2 separate regions of the Homo sapiens genome follow, and region 2 is linked to region 1. Evidence: read pairs that join two places in POLR2A ChIA-PET (ENCODE). Cell type or tissue: endothelial cell of umbilical vein. All regions are shown on one strand. Links, peaks and the distances in the headings refer to the core of each region. The heading gives the core; the rest is flanking DNA.

Region 1 (10,910 bases), core at 3,109-8,108:
AGTGAGCCGAGATTGCACCACTGCACTCCATCCTGGGTGACAGGATGGCTCTCCCTGACCCTCACCAATTCTCTTGGTGTCCCCGAAGTCCTCCTCGGGCTCTGTGTATGGCTTCAACTCCTCACCCTCATAGCCGATGTTGATCCATTTGTCTTTCATGATTTGCTGCAGGCATCAGGAGCAGGGAAGGGGGAAGACAGGTGTCAGAAGGAACCAGAAATCATACAGCTTCTGCCCTGCCCCAAACCTCCGAGGCCTAACACCCAGAATTGCGGGCTTCCTAAGAGATAGCGCCTCCTGGGCCTCTCTCTCCCCCACGTCCCCTGCCGGAGCCTCCTGATGCCACCCTCCCTCCTCCGCATCATCTGGGTCCCTGGCACCCTGTAATCATCCTAGGAGCTCATTAGCTAATTACTGGCAAGGCAGGGAGTGGGTGAGCCTGTCGGGGGGGTGGCGTCAGGACAGGCCTGGGAGCTTTTCCCTGGACGGCCTGTCTACCCCCACTCACCAGCAGCAGATCTTCGGTGGGCACAGGAGAGGAAAAGTGTGTCAAGAAGGCTTTTGTGGGTGGGGGCAGGCAGAGTTTAGGGGAGTCAGGAGACTAGAAGGGCTCCCGCTGGCTGTGAGGCTGGGCTCACCTCGAGAGTACAGCGTTTAGCTGGGTTCAGCACCAAAAATCTCCGCAGGATGCTCTCACAGTCTGTTGACATGTAGAAAGGGACCCGGTACTTCCCTCTGAGTACTCGCTCCCGCAGCTCCTGCAGGGATGGGGTTACTGGAGGAGGGGGTCTGCCCCGCCCCCCACCTATTACACACACACACACACACACACACACACACACACACACACACACACAACCTTTGTCCCAACCCCTTTGATAGAAGTGACAGAAGCTCTGAGTCCCAGTCCTTGACGAGGTAAGCAAAACCCCATTCCTTTCTCCTGACCTCAGTTCCCTGTCCATAAAATGGGAACATCATATGGACGCTGCAATTTAAAAAAAAAAATTCTTGGCCAGGCGTAGAGGCCAAGACCGGAGGATCGCTTGAGCCCAGGAGTTCAAGAACAGCCTGGGCAACACAGGGAGACCTCATCTCTACAAAAAATAAAAAATGACCTGAGCATGGTGGTGCACACCTGTAATCCAAACACGTTGGGAGGCCGAGGGAGGAGGATAGCTTGAACCCAGGAGTTCAAGACCAGCCTGAACAACCAGCCTGTCTCTACAAAAAAAAAAAAAAAAAAATTTAAGCTACATAACTTTTCATTCAGAGGAAAACTTGCAGAGAAAGTTTATTATCTGGCCAGGCACGGTGGCTCACACCTGTAATCCCAGCACTTTGGGAGGCCGAGACAGGCAGATCGCCTGAGGTCAGGAGTTCGAGACCAGCCTGGCTAACATGGTGAAACCCCATCTCCACTAAAAATACAAAAATTAGCTGGGTGTGGTGGTGGCTGCCTGTAGTCCTAGCTACTTGGGAGGCTGAGGCACGAGAATCACTTAAACTCTTAGGAGGTGGAGGTTGCAGTGAGTTGAGATCACGCCACTGCACTCCAGCCTGGGTGACAGGGCGAGATTCTGTCTCAGAAAAAAAAGGAAGTTTATTCTCTAAGTCAGGTAAGAGGGAGGTAGGTAAGTGAGTCAGCCACTGGGGCCTCGGTCTCCTTATCCGTGAAAGGGATTACAGGACCCACTTCACATGCTTGCTACCAGGGTACAGGTGAGTTAATATCCGTAAAAATGTGGCTGGGCGCGGTGGCTCACGCCTGTAATTCCAGCACTTTGGGAGGGTGAGGCAGGCAGATCGCCTGAGGTCAGGAGATCGAAACCAGCCAGGCCAACATGGCGAAACCCCATCTCTACTAAAAAAAAAAAAAATACAAAAATTAGCTGGGTGTGGTAGCAGACCCCTGTAATCCCAGCTACGCGGGAGGCTGAGGCAGGAGAATCACTTGAACCCAGGAGGCGGAGGTTGCAGTGAGCCGAGACTGCGCCACTGCACTCCAGCCTGGGCGGCAGAGCAAGACTCCATCTCAAAAAAAAAAAAAAAAAAAAATCTGTAAAATGCTTACCACATGCCTGGCCCAGAGCCAGAGAGCGGTATGTAAATATGAGATTCACTCAAGGGGAAGGAGACCCTACTGCCTCTCCTGCCTTCTCGTCTCTCCCCTCCCCCAGCCATGCCTGCTGTCCAAAGAGACACACTCCTCAAGGCCATTCATGGATTTATCTGCTGGCTTTCTCTTTAAGGGCCTTTTATGAGAGGCCCTACCAAAGCTGTGAAAAATAAGATAAATCCATAGCTTGGCAGACCAGGGGGAGCTCTTTCCATCTGAATAAAAAACCGCAATAGGCCAGGCGTGGTGGCTTATGTCTATAATCCCAGCACTTCGGGAGGCCAAGGTGGGAAGACCGCTTGAGCCCGTGAGTTTGAGACCAGCCTGGGCAACACAGCGAGACTCTGTCTCTACAAAAAATACAAAAATTAGCCAGGTGTGGTGGCACATGCCTGTGGTCCCAGCTACTCAGGAGGCTGAAGCAGGAGGATTGCTTGAGCCCGGGAGGTTGAGGCTGCAGTGAGCTGTGACTGCACCACTGCCCTCCAGCCTGGGTGACTGAGACCTTGTCTCAAAAAACAAACAGACAACAAAAAAAACGAAGGGAGGCAGAAAACAGGTAGGAATGAATTGAGCGTTGGGGGTGAACAGGACTCCTTTAGGACAGAGTCCTCTGCTGCAGCATTCTCCTAAAAGGGCTGAAAGATGCCCATGCCTGGGGAGCCTCTGCAGATCATAAAGGGCTATTAATATTTAATTTGGATCACTTTCAGGACACTTACCCCTTAGCAGGCAGTGTTCTAAGTGCTTTATGCATATTACATCCATTTTCACAACGCCGCGAAGCCCGGTTATAACGCCCACTTTCCAGACGAGGAGGTTGAGGCCTGGAGGGGTTTGGTCACTTGCCCCAGGATTGCACAGCCAGAAAGTGGCAGAGCCTTGGCTCTGGAGCCTGTGCTGTGTGACCACCATGCCACACTGCCTATCACGTGATGGGGGAGAAGAAACCATCAGGCCACCACTGCCACCTCCAGCGCAGCTCCCAAGCATGATGCTGTGGCCAGATGCCAAGCTCCAGTGAAGGGCTTAACATATGCAGACGGGCTGCAAGCAGATGCTTTTTTTTTTTTTAAAGAGACAGGCTCTTGTTCTGTCACCGAAGCTGGAGTGCAGTGGCGTGATCATAGTTCGCTGTAGCCTGGAACTCCTGGGCTCAAGCAATTCTCCCACCTCAGCATCCCAAGTAGCTGGGACTACAGGCATGCACCACAATGCCAGGCTAATTTAAAAAATATTTTTTGTAGAGATGTGGTCTTGAAATGTTGCCCAGGCTGGTGTCAAACTCTTTTTATTTTTTTGAGATGGAGTCTTGCTCTGTCGTCCAGGCTGGAGTGCAGGGGCGCAATCTCGGCTCACTGGAGCCTCTGCCTCCCAGGTTCAAGTGATTCTCCTGGATCAGTCTCCCAAGTAGCTGGGACTACAGGCACGTGCCGCCACGCCTGGCTACTTTTTGTATTTTTAGTAGAGACGGGGTTTCACCATGTTGGCCAGGCTGGTCTCAAACTCTTGACCTCCAGTGATCTGCCCGCCTCGGCCACCCAAGGTGCTGGGATTACAGGCATGAGCCACGACACCTGTCCTGAATACTCTTAGTGTCTTCATCTTACAGGTGGGGAAACTGAGGTTCAGAAAAGGACATGTCCAAGGTCACTCAGAAAGGAAATGACAGAGCTAGAACCTGCCTCTTCTCAGCTGTGTGCCTCCTTTGCACAGCAAGGCCTGGGGTGCCTGGTGGGGACACCAGGATGGCAGAAAGTGACAAGGACCTGGGGCAGGTAAGACACTGGCCTGGCCCTTCAAAAAGGTCTCTTAGCTTCATGCTTGAGGCTCAGAAAAATTATTCTGTGACAACACCTCCCCACCCCAGACTTCAGCTATGGCCGGAGTGTCAGAGCCTGTTTTGTTTGTTTGTTTTGTTTTGTTTTTTTGAGACAGAGTCTTGCTCTGTCATCCAGGCTGGAGTGCAGTGGTGTGATCTCGGCTCACTACAACCTCTGCCTCCCTGGTTCAAGCAATTCTCCTGTCTCAGCCTCCCGAGTAGCAGGGATTACAGGCGCATGCCACCAGGCACAGCTAATTTTTGTGTTTTTGGTAGAGACGGGGTTTTACCATGTTGGCCAGGCTGGTCTTGAACTCCTGACCTCAGGTGAACTGCCCACCTCAGCCTCCCAAAGTGCTGAGATTACAGGCCTGAGCCACCGTGCCCGGCCAGAAGGCTGTCTTGAATGAGCACTTTGCATCCCTGATCTCAGCCAGTCCTTAAAAATCACTGCCACAAGGTTGGTATCATCTTTTTTGTTTGTTTGTTTTGAGATGGAGTCTCGCTCTGTTGCCCAGGCTGGAGTACAGTGGCGAGATCTCCGCTCACTCCAAGCTCCACCTCCCAGGTTCATGCCATTCTCCTGCCTCAGCCACCCGAGTGGCTGGGACTACAGGCGCCTGCCACCACGCCCGGCTAATTTTTTGTATTTTTAGAAGAGACGGGGTTTCAGTGTGTTAGCCAGGATGGTCTCGCTCTCCTGACCTCGTGATCCGCCCGCCTCGGCCTCCCAAAGTGCTGGGATTACAGGCGTGAGCCACCACGCCCGGCCCACAGGGTTGGTACCTTTATGATCTTCATTGAACAGCAGGTGAGACTGAGGCTTAGAGGGGTTGGCTATTTGGCCAAGGCCACTGTGAAGAAGGGACTCCCTCCTCTTCATCACTCAGGGTTCCGCTTTGATGGTCTGTCCTCTGCAAGTATTTCCCTGACTTTACAATTTCATATCACAGTACGTGCTCCTCACGGGCAACGCAGAGCAGGACAGAGCGTCCCAGCTGCAGAATTCCTGCCCCAATGCACCCCCGATTCCAATCGAGAGGAAACACCAGGCAACCCAAATTGAGGGACGTTCTGCAAAATTAACTGGCCTGAACTAATCGATAATGTCAATGTCATGAAAGACAAAAGAGAGGCTGAGAACTGTTCCGGATGAAAGGAGACACAAGAGATGGCGCAGCTAAATGCAACGCAGGGACCCGAGTGGATCCCCGACTGGGAAAAAAAAATAGCTGCCAAAGATATTCCTGGGATGATGGATGAAATCTGAGTATGGGCCATGGCGTAGAGGCCAGGATTATACCACTGCTGTATTTCCTGTATGTCACCGTCAACAGGAAAACGCCCCTGGTCTCAGGAGATAACCCGCTCTCGCCTTTAGGGATAAAAGGACACAGCGTCTGCAACTAACTGTCAAATGCGCCATCAATGCCGATGAGGGCAGCAAAGATCATGTGCAAATACAGACAGATAGAGCAAATGTGGACACAGGCCAGCGATTGTGAAGCTCCTGAAACATACCATGTGTTATTTGCTCTACTGTTGCAACTTTTCCGTAGATTGGCAATCGTTCAAAATAAAAAGTTCAAAGGGGGAAAAAAAAAAAGCAAGCAACAACTCAGCCCACACCTCCCATCCCCTTACAGTATTCCCCCCAGCATAGCACAGGCCAGCATCTGATATCATATCTAGTTTGCTTATTGTTTTGTTAGCTGCCTGGCCCCAGTAGGAATGTTAGTCTGGGAAGACAGGAACTGTTTTGTTTGAAGCGAAGTGCACAATTCGATGGCTTTTAGTATATGCACGGAGTTGCACAATCATTACTACATTCAATTTTATTTATTTATTTTTTGAGACAGAGTCTCGCTCTGTCGCCCAGGCTGGAGTGCAGTGGCACAATCTTGACTCACTGCAACCTCTGCCTCCCAGGTTCAAGCGATTCTCCTGCCTCAGCCTCTCCAGTAGCTGGGATTACAGGTGCCTGCCACCACACCCGGTTAATTTTTGTATTTTTAGTAAAGACAGGGTTTCACCATGTTGGCCAGGCTGGTCTCGAACTCCTGACCTCAGGTGATCTGCCTGCCTCGGCCTCCCAAAGTGCTGGGAATATAGGTGTGAGCCATCAGGCCGGCCACTACATTGAATTTTAGAACATTTTTCATCACCTCAAAAGAAATTCAGTACCCTTTAGCAATCAACCTCCAACTTGCTCCTCCCCCCCAGCCTCAGGCAACCAGTAATCCACTTTCTGTCTCTATGGATTTGCCTATTCTGGACATTTCACATTAATGGAATCATACATTCTGTGGCCTTATGTGACTGGCTTCTGTCACTTAGCACAATGTTTTCAAGGTTCACCCACAGCGTAGCATATACGAGGGCAGGGTTTGTTTTTTAATTTCTTTTTGGAGACAGGGTCTCCCTCTGTCACCCAGGTTGGAGTGCAGTGGCACGATCTCAGCTCACTGCAGTCTTGATCTCCCAGGTTCAAGTGATCCTCCCGCGTCAGCCTCCCAAGTAGCTGGGACTACAGGCGTGCGCCATTATGCCCGGTTAATTTTTGTATTTTTTGTAGAGACAGCGTCTCCCTATGTTGCCCAGGCTGGTCTTGAACTCCCAGGCTCAAGTGAGCCTCCCGCCTCCGCCTCCCAAAGTGCTGGGATTATAGGCATGAGCCACCGCACCCGGCCAAGCAGGAGTTTTTGCCTCTCTTGTTCTCGCCTTACATGCAAAGCCCAAAACAGAGCCTGACACAGAGAAGTGGGCCATAAATATTAGCTCAGTGAACGGATGAGTCAGGATTTGAACTCAAGCCTATCAGCTGCAAAGATCATGCCCTTAACCCCAGCATGGCACAGTCCATTCGGCTGGCCTCACTGCAGAGGGGACTTGAATCCTGCCCATCCCCCATCTTCCCATGAGAACTCAGGCCAGTCCCACCACTGAGGCCCTCTGCAGGGGAGGTGTGGGGGGGATAGGGGCCTGACTGTGGGGAGGGGCTGATGCCCCTGCACCCAGCCCCTCTCGGTACCTTGAGGTTGTGCCCGTCGAAGGGCAGGGAGCCGCTGACGAGGGTGTACAGGATGACTCCCAGGCTCCAGATGTCCACCTCCGGCCCGTCGTACTTCTTGCCCTGAAACAGCTCCGGGGCGGCATATGGGGGGCTCCCGCAGAACGTGTCCAGCTTCGATCCCAGCGTGAACTCGTTGCTGAAGCCAAAGTCAGCAATCTTGATGTTGGCCTCGGCATCCAGCAAGAGGTTCTCAGCCTGCAGGGAGAGAAGGAGAGGGCGGAAAGTGGGACTCAAGGCCAAAGCCTTTCATGGACGTGGGAGGCAGACAGGAGCACAGGCTCTAGGGCTGGCCCACAGGGATCAACTCTTGGGCCTGTCCTTTACTCTCTACCTGACCTTAGGTAGTAACTTTACCTCACTGAGCCTCAGTTTCCTCATCCATAGAATGGGGATAATCTTAGTTCCTATTTCATAGCGTAGTTTGAGAATTATGAGTTAATCCACATAGAAAACCTAGCACAGGCCAGACATAGTGGCTCACGCCTATAATACCAGCACTTTGGGAGGCCAAGGCAGGTGGATCACCTGAGGTCAGGAGTTCAAGATCGGCCTGGCCAACATGGTGAATCCCCATCTCTACTAAAAATACAAAAATTGGGCTGGGCACCGTGGCTCACGCCTGTAATCGCAGAACTTTGGGAAGCCGAGGTGGGCAGATCACCTGAGGTTGGGAGTTCAAGACCAGCCTGACCAACATGGAGAAACCCCGTCTCTACTAAAAATACAAAATTAGCTGGGCGTGGTGGCACATGCCTATAATCCCAGCTACTCGGGAGGCTGAGGCAGGAGAATTGCTTGAACCCAGGAGGTGGAGGTTGCGGTGAGCCGAGATCATGCCATTGCACTCCAGCCTGGGCAACAAGAGCGAAACTCCGTCTCAAAAAAACATAAAGATAAAAATTAGCCGGGCATGGTGGTGTGCGCCAGTAGTCCCAGGTACTCAGGAGGCTGAGGCACAAAAATTGCTTGAACCTGGGAGGCAGAGGTTGCACTGAGCTGAGACTGTGCCACTGCACTCCAGCCTGAGCAACAGAGTGAGAACTTGTCTCAAAAAAAAAGAAAAGCTAGAACAGTATTTCATACCCAGCGAGTACTATGTAATATCACTATTACCCCATGTGGTCTGCAGATCTAGGGGTCTTCAGGTAATCTCCTGCCCCTCTTGGAGCCTCAAGTTACCCAGCAGAAACAAAATAAGGCCTGATTGCTCAAGACCCAGGAAAACGAAAGCAATAATTTAATCCTGGTTGCATATCTACCATGCACTGGGCTCTGTGGACTATCAATTATAACAGTGTCTGTCTGCATAACGTGAAGGTGAAACGACAGACTCTCGGAGAATTCCAGCTGCAAATCCCAGCTCCACCACTCACTCGCTGTGTGAACTTTAGGTGGGTTACCAGACCTCTCTGTGCCTCAGTTTCCTTGTATGTAAACTGAGGGTGATCTCGACACCTGCCTCAAGCGTGGTTGTGGGTTTAAGCGTAAAGTGCTCACAGCGGCCCCTAGAGCACAGTCAGTGATCAGTAAACATTTCATGGCCGGGCGCGGTAGCTCACGCCTGTAATCTCAGCACTTTGGGAGGCCAAGGCAGGCAGATCTCCTGAGGTCAGGAGTTCGAGACTAGCTTGGGCAACATGGTAAAACCCTGTCTCTACTGAAAATACAAAAATTAGCCAGGCGTGGTGGCGGGTGCCTGTAATCCCAGCAACTTGGGAGGCTGAGGCAAGGAATCGCGTGAGCTGAAACTGCATCACTGTACTCCAGCCTGGGCAACACAGCGAGACTCCATCTCAAAAATAAGTGAATAAATAAATAAATAAACGTTTTGTATTGTTATAAAGTTTTGTCTATTTTTTTGCGGCATGCGGTCTTGCAATTGCCATTTCACAGGGGAGGAAACAGAAGCTGTGGGAGGCCACAACTCATGCCCATTGCAAGAAAGCAGCACAACTAGAATCTAAACAAGGCCACCCGTTTCCACAGTGCGCGGAGGAAGAAGCCTCCAGCCTTCTGACTACAAACAGAGGCACACCTCCACCTTTCAAAATGTCACCCGCGTCTGGCCCATCCCAACTGCGGTCCTTCCCTCGCCCAGGTCACCAGCATCCCTGGCTTCCTCCCAGGTCTCCCTATGTCTCCTGGTTTATTTCTGGACCACTCTTCCCCAGCTCCTGCCCCAATAAAGGCCCAAACCCTACAAAGACACACCACAGAGCTCCTCCCTAAACCTGAATGTAATAGCATCTGGCTTGCTCGGGGCTTACTTTTTCTTATTTTTTATTTTTGAGATGGAGTCTCACTCTGTCACCCAGGTTGGAGTGCAGTGGCACGATCTCGGCTCACTGTAACCTCTTCCTCCTGGGTTCAAGCGATTCTCCAGCCTCAGCCTCCCGAGTACCTGGGACTACAGGCGCCCACAACCACACCTGGCTATTTTTTTTATTTTTAGTAGAGACGAGGTCTTGCCATGTTGGCCAGGCTGGTCTCGAACTCCTGACCTCAGGTGATCCGCCCACCTCGGCCTCCCAAAAAGTGCTGAGATTACAGGTGTGAGCCGTCACGCCAGGCCAGGGATTACATTTCTTTTCCTGCCATTTGAGGCTCCGCAATCCAGCCCCAAAGTCACATGGGTTGGTCCCCTTGGTTGGTACCCCTGGTGTACTAATACGACCCCAAAACTCGTGTTAGCTGCTTTGGGGACCCTCCACCAGGGGACATACGACCTCCAGGTGAATCATGGAAGCCTCTAAGGTGCTGCCTCCAGGGCCGTGTGGAGGGACACCCTAGCCCAGTGGAAGGAAGTGAAGAGAGGGTTAGCACTTGAACCTCTATAGCAATTTGTTTTTTGTTTTCATTTTGTATTATTTTTCTTTTTTTCAGATGCACTTTCTGCTTTTGTATTTTTTGTTGTTGTTTTTAGAGACAGGGTTTTGCTCTGTTACCCAGGTTGGAATGCAGTGGCATGATCATGGCTCACTGCAGCCTCAACCTCCTGGGCTCAAGGGATCCTCCTGCCTCAGCCTCCTGAGTAGCTGAGACCACAGGCATACAAGCTAATTTTTTTTCTTTTTTTTTTTTTTGAGATGGAGTCTTGCTCTGTTGTCCAGGCTGGAGTGCACTGGCGCGATCTTGGCACACTGCAACCTCCACCTCCCAGGTTCAAGCAATTCTCATGTCTCAGCCTCTCAAGCAGCTGGAATTATAGGCACGCGCCACAACGACCACCTAATTTTTGTATTTTTAGTAGAGATGGAGTTTCACCGTGTTGCCCAGGTTGGTCTTGAACTCCTGGCCTCCAGTGATCTGCCTGCCTAGGCCTCCCAAAGTGCTGGGACAGGTGAGAGCCACCGCGTCCAGCCAAGCTAATTTTTTACAATTATTTTTTGTAGAGATCAGGTCTTGGGTGTGTTGCCCAGGCTGTTCTCGAACTTCTGGGCTCAAGCAATCCTCCCACCACAGCCTCCCAAAGTGCTGGGATTATAGGTGTGAGACTGCGCCTGGTCCTCCATAGGAATTTGACTGTGGAATTTCTTTAGAATCTAATAATAGCTTTTAAAATGGGGTTTGTGGCTGGGCACAGTGGCTCACACCTGTAATCCCAGCACTTTGGGAGGCCAAGGCGGGCAGATCACCCAAGGTCAGGAGATTGAGACCAGCCTGGCCAACGTGGTGAAACCCCGTCTCTACTAAAAATACAAAAATTAGCTGGGCATGGTGGTGCCCACCTGTAATCCCAGCAACTCAGAAGGCTGAGGCAGGAGAATCTCTTGAGCCCAGGAGTTCGAGACCAGCCTGGACAACAGAGTGAGATCCCTTGTCTACAAAAAACTCAAAAATTAGCCAGGCTTTGTGGCTCACACCTGTGGTTCCAGCTACCCAGGAGGCTGAGGTGA
Region 2 (5,000 bases), core at 1-5,000, 170 kb after region 1:
GTTCACCGAGTCACTCAGCCTGGTGCTCAGCAAATGGGGCTGGAGTTGTGGTTACAGTGGACCCTCTGTAACCTGCTAACCCTTTTCCCAGGCCGGGCCTCCACTAAAGCACCCTCTCTCCTACACTGCAGGGCCTCCAAGGCCTGGGCTGCCACTGCCTCCTCTGCCCTCTCTGAGGGCCCCAGCCCTGTGTTTCTCCATCCCAAGCTGTTCACACTGAGATGGGGCTTTGCTATGATGACTCGGTGAAATAGCAGAGGAGAAAGTGCTTCTCTTTAGTGTCCTGCACCCCTGTCCCCCACCTTTCCTGCAAGGCAAATGATAAATGAGGACAAATATATCTGCACAATAAAATTACATCTATCTTCAATAGAGGAGTCCTTATAAAGGTCCCAAAATAAAAATAGGCAAAGGGCATGAAGAACCAATTCCCAGAACCATGTAACATGTTAACAATAAACAGGTTAGGTCGGGCGCAGTGGCTCATGCCTGTAATCCCAGCACTTTGGGAGGCCAAGACAGGAGGATCACTTGAGGCCAGGAGTTCGAGACCATCCTGGGCAACATAGCGAGACCTCATCTCTACAAAAAACAAAAAAGACCAGGCACGGTAGTTCACGCCTGTCATCCCAGACTTTGGGAGGCCAAGGCGCGTGGATCACCTGAGGTCGGGAGTTACAGACCAGCCTGACCAACATGGAGAAATCCTGTCTCTACAAAACATACAAAATTAGCCGGGTGTGGTGGTGCATGCCTGTAATCCCAGCTACTCGGGAGGCTGTGGCAGGAGAATCGCTTGAACCTGGGAGGCGGAAGTTGTGATGACCTGAGATCGCGCCATTGCACTCCAGCCTGGGCAACAAGAGTGAAACTCCATTAAAAAAAAAAAAAAACCCACAAAAATACAAAACAAACAAACAAAACCGAAGTTAACTAGTAGTCAAAAGAACGCTCGCTAAAACAAGACACCATCTTAACATCAAGGCACCCACATGCAAATACTATTCATTCAATCATTAAAAAAAAAATCTGGTCAGGTGCAGTGACTCACGCCTGCAATTCCAGCACTTTGGGATGCTGAGGCAGGCAGATCACCTGAGATCAGGAGTTTGAGACCAGCCTGGCCAACAGTGAAACCCCGTCTCTACTAAAAATACGAAAATTAGCCGGGCGTGGTGGTGCGCGCCTATAATCCCAGCTACTCGGGAGGCTAAGGCAGGAGAATGGCTTGAGCCTAGGAGGTGGAGTTTGCAGTCAGCCAAGATCACGCCACTGCACTCCAGCTTGAGGGACAGATCGAGACCCTGTCTCTGGCCATGGTTTAAACCTCAAAAGCAGAAAAAAAGAGAGAGACCCTCTCTCAGAAAAAAATCTAAAGCTACAGTGGTGACTATGACGACAGAACCCTAGCCCTCAACACTCACTGTCCAATGTGGGCACAGCCAGTATCTGAGACTTCCAATGTTCCTTCCCTTTGACCTGGTAAAATCACCTTCTAAGAATTTTTTCTAAGAAGGCTACCCGTGTGATGAGCATGAAGATTTATGGACAAGGACGAACATCACTGCATTATCTATGCAACTGAAAACTGGAAAGGACCTAAACGCTCAGCAATGCGGAAATGGCTAGAATGAATTACAACAGCCCAGTGATGTACTTTAAATCATGCTTTCTAAAAAAACGGAAAAATGAAGTGCAGAAGCAGGATATTCAACTGTATCTACAGTATCCTCACAGCTTTATTTTTATCTAGCGGTGGCTGTGAATCTAGCCAGAGAGAAGAGACGGGAAGGAAATGCACTGGCATTACACGCTGAAAACATCCCAGGTGGTGCAAATCGCTCAGCTGAGAAGTCCTGCATCCGGGATACACGTATATAGAACTCTCACAACTCAATAATGAAGGGACAAACAATTCATTTACTTATTTTTTATTTATTTTTGAGACAGAGTCTCACCTAGGCTGGAGTCCAATGGCAAGACCACAGCTCATTGCAGCCTCGACCTCCTGGGCTCAAGCAATCCTCCCACATTAGCCTCCCAGGTAGCTGGGACTACAGGCATGAGCCACCAGGCTTGGTTAATTTTTTACATTTTTTTATAGAGATGGGGTCTCACCATGTCGTCCAGGCTGGTCTCGAACTCCTGGGCTCAAATGATCTGCCCACCTTGGCTTCCCAAAGTGCTGGGATTACAATTGTGAGCCACTGCGCCTGGCTCCCCTTTTTTTTAATAGAGACTGGGTCTTGCTATGTTGCCCAGGCTGGTCGCGAACTCTTCGGCCTCCCAAAGTGCTGGGATTATAGGCATGAATCACTGTGCCCGGCTGGCTCAATTTAAAAATGGGCAAAAGAACTAAAAAGACATTTCTCCAAAGAAGATACACAAGTGTTCAGCAAGCACATAAAAAGATGCTCAACATCAGCTGGGCACGGTGGCTCATGCCTCTAATCCCAGCACTTTGGGAGGCCAAGGTGGGCGGATCACGAGTTCAGGAGATTGAGACCATCCTGGCTAACATGGTGAAATCCCGTCTCTACTAAAAACACAAAAAATTAGCCGGGCATGGTGGCGGGCGCCTGTAGTCTCAGCAACTTGGGAGGCTGAGGCAGGAGAATGGCGTGAACCTGGGAGGCGGAGCGTGCAGTGAGCCGAGATCACGCCACTGCACTCCAGCCTGGGTGACAGAGCGAGACTCCATCTCAAAAAAAAAAAAAAAAAAAAAAAAAAAGATGCTCAACATCATTAGCCATAAGGAAATGCAAATCAAAAGCACAACGAAGCCTGAGCAACCCGGTGCAAATCCATCTCTACAAAACAATTAAAAATAAGAAAATCAGCCAGGCATGGTGGCTTGTGCCTGTGGTTCTAGCTAATCTGGAGGCTGAGGCAAGAGGATCACTTGAGCCTGGGAGGTGGAGGCTGCAGTGAGCTAGGATTGCACTACTGCACTCCAGCCTGGGCGACAGAGGAAGACCTCATCTCAAAACAAACAGGCCAGGCGCGGCGGCTCACGCCTGTAATCCCAGAGCTTTGGGAGGCCGAGGCGGGTGGATCATTTGAGGTCAGGAGTTCGAGATCAGCCCAGCCAACATGGTGAAACCCTGTCTCTACTAAAAATACAAAAAAATTAGCTGGGCATGGTGGCGCATGCCTATAATCCCAGCTACTTGGGAGGCTGAGGCAGGAGAATCGCTTAAACTTGGGAGGCAAAGGTTTCAGTAAGCCAAGATCCTGCCACTGTACTCCAGCCTGGGCAACAAGAGCGAAACTCCATCTCAAAAAAAAAACAAAAACAAAAACAAAACAGCTGGAGGGGTGGCCGAGGAGAGCAGCAGGAGCCTGGACCCAAGTGCCAGGGCATCCTTGGGTAAGTGCCGCCCCTCTCTGGTTACCCCTCTACCCCTGAGATGAGGAAGGGGCTGGTGCCAGCCCTGGATTCTTTTGACTGCACTGGAAGGCAGTAAGCACAAACACCTGGACCTAACAGCTGGTGGGAGGACATTCAGTCAGATGGCCCCGCCTGTTGGTGTCTGCTCCACCCCAGGACCAGACAGGATCAGGCCACTGTCAGACTTGGGCACTCTAAGCCAGGCTCCATGAGGGCGCTGTCCCTGGGCTCTGCCAGCAACAGCCCCAACTCCATTTTAATGGAACAACATTTACTGAACACCTGCTCTGTGCCTGGAGCTGTGCAGGAGACACAGCAGGGACCGAGAAAGCCCCGGGCCTGACCCCCTGGGACTTGTCCAGCAGGGAACACAGGTCCAGGCACAGCAAGGAAGGCAGCCCTCCAGGGAAACGGAACACTGACTGTTCATTGTGATCATAGTAGGCAGAACCGGGCCGGGAATCAAGGATCCCAAGCCCGTGACAGAAGGGGATTACAGAACACAGAGTGAGAACGGAGTCATGGAAGCTTGGCTGGGTGGCCGGTCGCCCCTGACACCTGTGACACATGGGTCACAGGGAATGGGGAATTAGGTCACCTGCCACAAAGGTACACGGCAGATCAATTATCAGAACCTTGCCTGCCACCCCGTGACAGGGAGGAGGTCCTGGGATCCAATCACTCCCTAAATGGTGCGGTGTCCTACATGGAGAGATGGGAAACACTGACGCGCAGTGGGAAAGGACCCCGGGCACCATCCTGCCCCACAGAGAGGGCAAGCATCCTGGCCTATGACCCCCAGCAAGTCAACAGCAAAGACGGGCCTGTTTGCCAGTCCTGCGCTGCCATTCTCACCAGGCTGGCGGGGGGATACCAGAGGCAGGCTTTGTACTCCCCTCCCTAAAGCTCCTCCTCCTCTCTGCCCACTTCCTTTTCTGGACCAGGGACTATGCTAGGGTAGGGACTGTCTGAGCTGCTCATGGCAAGGACTAAGACCCAGCATTGCATGCCACTTCCTTCTCCACCTGCCATATTGCGCTCCTGCCCAGAGCCAGGCCCAGTGCCACGTGGTCTGGGGCACTGGGGAATACAGTGGCACCAAACCCAACCCACCACTGCCTAGTGATGCTTCCAGTCCAGGGCAAGAGTATCAGCAGGCCCGCAGATAAGCAGATCGCTGGCCACCTGACGGGGAGCCCATTAGGAGGGCCAGGAAGGAAGGGTTTGCTGGCACCTGAAAGATTAGTGAGAGCCACCTGTGTGCGTAGGTGGGGCCGGTCTTCCAGGACAGGATGTGGGGAGCTGCCTGCGTGTTCTAGGACTGAAAGGAAGCCACGATGGCTTGAACCCAGCAAGAGCATGGCAAGGTGATCTCGGTCGTGGCCGGCGATGGTGGCAAGAGCCAGGTTATACCTGGGCTTCCTAACCTGTTGCAGGGACACTAGATCAGAGGGAAAGGCAGCAGGGAGGTCACAAGTGTGATGTGAAACAGGAATAGCAAAGTCTGCTTTTTCAAGAATGCTGTGGCTGCTAGGTGGGGAGCGGGTTGGAGAGGGAGCAGGAGAGCCATTGGGAGGCCCCTCCACCTGGCATGGCAGGGACAGCAAAG

Evidence for each region. Peaks named below come from ENCODE experiments on the same cell type or tissue, not always from the same donor. Only the 100,000 strongest peaks of a DNase experiment are listed, where the experiment ranks them.
Region 2: POLR2A ChIA-PET joins it to region 1 with 6 read pairs; 2 of 35 experiments call an interaction of 5 or more read pairs at or near these places.

Annotation. Positions count from the first base shown.
Region 1 is chr19:45,267,771-45,278,680 of GRCh38, reverse strand. It overlaps MARK4 (microtubule affinity regulating kinase 4), which reads right to left. Exons shown (of 17, transcript NM_001199867.2): 8 at 6,973-7,209; 9 at 639-758; 10 at 66-165. Among named protein-coding and RNA genes, the nearest start is that of MARK4, 22 kb to the right of the region's middle. In endothelial cell of umbilical vein, for the core only: no CTCF peak of the experiment used is centred there; a DNase peak (open chromatin) is centred at 5,540; H3K27ac peaks cover 699 bases.
Region 2 is chr19:45,104,539-45,109,538 of GRCh38, reverse strand. The region is part of intron 1 of PPP1R37 (protein phosphatase 1 regulatory subunit 37); the gene reads right to left. Among named protein-coding and RNA genes, the nearest start is that of PPP1R37, 14 kb to the right of the region's middle. RefSeq lists an enhancer at 3,745-4,334. In endothelial cell of umbilical vein, for the core only: no CTCF peak of the experiment used is centred there; no DNase peak of the experiment used is centred there.